Regions from separate parts of the Homo sapiens genome. Here region 1 is linked to region 2. The links are chromatin loops, found by intact Hi-C in ENCODE. Cell type or tissue: endothelial cell of umbilical vein. All regions are shown on one strand.

Region 1 (2,500 bases), 150 kb after region 2:
TTTTTTAATTGTTGTTCAAATTCTACTTTGGAGCAGAGGCTCTTTATTTTTTTAAAAAAACTGGTTTAATGTAATTTGTCGTAAGAGACATTTCAATGGATAATGTTGTTTTGGCCTAATCCTTCTACGTTCTTCTGGTTCTTAAATATCATTTGGTAATAAAATTTTCAGGCTGGATCTGATTTCAGATTATTTAACTTCCTTATTTTATAGATGTGACACTGAGGTCTAGACAGGTGGCATGCACTGCCTGACGGTTGTTTAAATCCTTCTCACTGTTCTCAGTTTTCTGTCCCATGGGATAATATTTTCGTATTTGTCCTCATAACCTTGTCCTTTATGACGTTTCACTTTGTTCCGCTTACCACGACCTTTTCCAGGACATGTCTTCCTGGGTCGTGCACATCTTCCTTGCACCCCCTCCCCCACCCCCGCCGCCAACCACCCCATCATTTCTAGCTCCATCATTTTGTGTAGGGGATGATTTGACCCTTGACACCTGGTTCTTCTAATTTTCTGCCCTAAATAAATTTATTAAGCCAAGAAGCAATTATGTGTAAATAATGCCCACTTCCTCCGATGGTAGAGTCACAAAGTGTTTTCTGAGTCTAGTCCTTATATCAGAGGGTTTCCATCCATCCAATCTCTATCCCTTGCTCCTGCGAACCATGTAGAAATAACACACAGAATGTGGACATCAAGCAACTTAAATTTTTTCCTGCCTCCTTCTGTTAATGTCCAAATTCACCAGTTATATTTTAAACTTTCTGCTTTATTTTTGTGTCACAAATTTTTTCTATTCAAAATATGTGGTAAGAATTATCACTGGCCTGGCTGCCATGCATACTTCTTCAATAAAATCCCACTTCTCCACTTTCTTTTGTGGTTTTGCATTTTGCTTTATTAACTCTTGCTTCAGATTCTCTGGGTTATCAGATACGCATGTCAATCCAGAACACCAGTTTATTGATTTTCACGGGAAACATAAAATACCCAGAATCAGTATCTCTTTCCCTGGACAAGCCTGGCTTAACCTCACACACCTGGTCCTTTGACTCACTTTTTTATCTAGATTTTGGGCTGAACAGGTTTCCTCAGCATGTCAGATTATGGTACAGTGGAGTAAAGTACTGCATTCTTCGGCCACATTCCAGGCCGAGATCTCTACCCTGCTCACCCTGATAGAGCTTTGCCAGCACCGGCACATGACGTGAAATAAGTGACTCTTAACATGTTTATTTAAGTGGATCTATTTTAATTTTCAAGTTCCCAGCAACATTTTTGCAGTGAATATTTGCTTGGTTATTCTAAATTTTGCTTAATTTCTTCCACTATATTTATAGTTTCCCTCCAAAGGGCCTTTTCTAGTTTTTGTTTTTGTTTTTGTTTTGAGACAGTGTCTCATTCTGTCGCCCAGGCTGGAGTGTAATGGCATGATCTCGGCTCACTGCAACCACCATCTCCCGGGTTGAAGACTTCTCCCTGCCTCAGCCTCCTGGGTAGCTGGGATTACAGGCACCTGCCACCACACCTGGCTAATTTTTTAGTAGAGATGGGGCTTCACCATGTTCGCCAGGCTGGTCTTGAACTCCTGACCTCAGATGATTCACCCGCCTCAGCCTCCCAAAGTGCTGGGATTACAGGCATGAGCCACCGTGCCCAGCCACTTTTCTAGTTCTTGACTCTCCTTCTTTTAAACATTTATCTGGGCTGGGCGCAGTGGCTCACACCTATAATCCCAGCACTTTGGGAGGCCGAGGCGGGCAGATCACTTGAGGCCAGGAGTTCGAGGCTAGCCTAGCCAACATGGCAAAACCTTGTCTCTTTTAAAAATACAAAAAAAATAGCCAGGTGCGGAGGTTGCAGTGAGCTGAGATCATGCCACTGCGCTCCAGCCTGGGTGACAAAGCGAGACTCTGTCTCAAACAAAAACAAACAAACCAAAAAACATAAAGATTTATCTCAAGTTTTAGCCAGACAACTAATTCTGGCTCCGATATTTAGTAATGTCAGTACTCTCCAGTTTTTATTATAGTCATGTGCTGAGTAAAATTTCGGTCAACAACAAACTACTTAAACAACAGTGGTCTCATAATACCATTTTTTTTAACTGTGCTTTCTGTGTAGGTATATTTAAATACACAAATACCATTGTGTTACAGCTGCTTACAGTATCCAGTACAGTAACATGCTGTGCAGATCTGTAGTCTAGGAGCAATAGGCGACACCACATAGCCTAGGCGTACCTCGGCTGCACTATCTCGGTTTGTGTAAGTACACCCTATGATTGGACAACAATGGAATCATATAATGACATGCTTCTCAGAACATTTCTCCGTCATTAAGTGATGCATGACTGTACTCTCCCTATTTACTTTTATAATTAACCTTTACCAGCATTCTTTGTTTCACTTGGTTGTTCTTTCCGTTACTGTTCTCTATAGACCCCTCTCTGCCTTCCATCTGGATGAAAATCCTGGGGATAAAGAGTGGTCTCAAG
Region 2 (2,500 bases):
TCTGTGAAAGAATTTATTCTGCTCCCACCATATTTGCTGGGGCAGAAGAAGAGCTATGGAACTTACTATATAACATTAAAAGGATAATGAGAGTGATTCACAATCCTTAGGGTGACATCCAGGGTTCTCCAAGTTGGGTCTCCCTCCCTCTTCCAGTCCAAGCTCTTGCAAACTCACTGCTCTTCAAATCCAGCCCATCCTCCTCTTTTCCTCTTGCCTTTTTTCCCTCTACTTGGAATGGTTCCTCCACTCCCATCTCTAACCACCAAATTCCCATTGTTTCCTCAAGCAGGATTCAAACTCCACCTCCTTCATGTGTAACCCTCCATGACTCCTGTGGGAAGATTCTACCCTCTTCATCTCAATAACTTCAGCCCTTCCACATTCTGTGTAACATTGTGGTTATAGCATTTGCATCTCTTCCTTATTAGAAAACAGGCATCTTGAGTGCTGTAACCAAGGCCTCTTTCCTCCTGCAGCCTCACAGAATTACTCCACACATAGTCAGGACCTTGATAATGTCCTTAAGTACACAGTGATGAAAAAATCCCTCCTCTGAAAGGCCACATAGGGAACCTCAGAAAGGATCCTGAGGATGAGGGAAAAAGACATGGACATCACCTTTAATTTCTGGCGGGTCTCCCAGTGGGGCACCACCAGCATTCCTCAAGCGCAGGCAGGCCTCAGGGTCCAGTAAACCTCATTAGGAAAAGGGACTGTCATCACTCTACTTTGTAGCATGTCCCCTGAAGGAAATCACTTTTGTAGAATTGATTCGACACTGCTTAGGGCATGGACAAGAACACCGTTCTCTCAAAGGAATATCAATAGGCTTAATAGCACCATCACCTGCTACAATGTTTTCATCCAATCAGTAAAAGGAATCAGGGAGTGACCACAAGGTGCTAGGACAATGGGTTAAATGTTGGGGAAATAAAAAGGAATCACACCCAGTCTTTCATGCTGTCTTATTTTATTTCTCAGAAACTCAAAGCACTTTTCAGAGCAATTCACCCTCACCACATCTGTACTATTATTTCTACTGTATATTCAGAAGCTAAAACAAAGACATCCGTGAAAGAAAACAGAGAGGGGTGGCTGCCATGAATGAGCTTATTTCTTACCAGGGTGTGAACCACTTAGAACACATCCTAGGAGGATAAACCAGGGAGTCCTAAGGGCCTGGAAAGATGGAATTTTTCTGCAAAAGTTCTTGATTCACTTTCATTTCAAGCTTTGTGGCTGAGAATCTGCAATCCCCCCCCAACTCCCTGTCCTTATAACAACATTGCCTTGTTGCTCTTTTTCCACCTTGGTAGACACACTGGCAGACAGGAGCACAGCCCAACCTGTCACTTCCAGGGACTACCTGGTGCCAGCTGGCTGCCAACCCCTCGCTTGGAATTAGAATCACGGAGAGTGTCCACTCTTTGTACCAGCCCCAGTTAGCCTGGCCTTCTGTACCATTGAGGGCCAAGTATAACATTCACATCCAGGAAGACAAAAGGATCACCTGCCCTGCCTCGGAATCTGCAACTGTCATGGCCACCAGAAAGCCCAGCTTTGAGGAGTGAGGGGCTCACCTGGCCCCTAGACATGGGGCTCTCTGGCCTCATCAGGAGACTTACTGGTTCAATGGAAAGATTCAGAGTCCATCCCTATATAGCTGGAAATTATTTCTTTGAACCCCTAATACATCCAAAACCAATTTGTAGTAAGAACAAGAAAAAGAGGGAATATTATATTTCAAGGGAATGCTCTTGCATTTCACAAGTTGAACATTAATAAATAACTTCTACAGGTTTGCCTGGTTTTTCATTAATTTTACGTACTGATAGATATCAGAAATTTGCCCAGAGGCCCAACTATCTTCCAGAGATGTGAGAACATGAGAGGAGAGAGGAAGAAATAGAGCTTATCTTTAGTTAAGTGATTTTTCAAATCACTTTTGTTCTTCAAGGAGGTTACTGTAAGGTTCATGATCTCTGTAGAATGCTTTACTTTTCATTTATTGCCAATTGTAGAGGGGCAAATAATTTCATATCCATAAATTTCCCAGAAAATTGATTCTTAGTTTTCTATTAAAACTATTTTTACAGTTGGGAGGCAGAGTGGTTAACTCCATCCTGTTGTATTTATTGTGATCAGGAAAAGACTTCTGTAGTAATTTTTTTTCTGTTAGCTATAATCACCTTCCACCTACCAGTTAATACATTTTATTATAAAAGTATATAAACAGTATCATACTGAACTGAAACCCAGACTTAACAGGTGTGAAACTGTTAAACAGTTACGTCAAGAGTTACTGTTGCTGGAGGGATGTTTCATATTACACCAAGTGGCAAAAAAGTCCTCTGCACAAAGGACTTCCATAAGGACCAAGGCATCGAGAAGGTGCAGCCAGTGGAGCACAATTGTGCTCTGGGGTGTCTGCCACACTCGCAGTATGTTCAGGTGGGAAAGAGAACTGTAGCACCAGGCTGCCGTGCTGAGGGTGAGA

The links. Hi-C counts contacts between places; a loop is a spot of excess contacts. Peaks named below come from ENCODE experiments on the same cell type or tissue, not always from the same donor. Only the 100,000 strongest peaks of a DNase experiment are listed, where the experiment ranks them.
Region 1: a loop joins it to region 2, with 2.0 times the contacts of the local background. A loop is called at or near these places in 3 of 110 quality-filtered maps.

What each region holds. Positions count from the first base shown.
Region 1 is chr6:105,257,863-105,260,362 of GRCh38, forward strand. No RefSeq gene overlaps it. Among named protein-coding and RNA genes, the nearest start is that of PREP-AS1, 20 kb to the right of the region's middle. In endothelial cell of umbilical vein, no CTCF peak of the experiment used is centred here; a DNase peak (open chromatin) is centred at 1,139.
Region 2 is chr6:105,103,923-105,106,422 of GRCh38, forward strand. The region is part of intron 7 of POPDC1 (popeye domain cAMP effector 1); the gene reads right to left. Among named protein-coding and RNA genes, the nearest start is that of POPDC1, 32 kb to the right of the region's middle. In endothelial cell of umbilical vein, no CTCF peak of the experiment used is centred here; no DNase peak of the experiment used is centred here.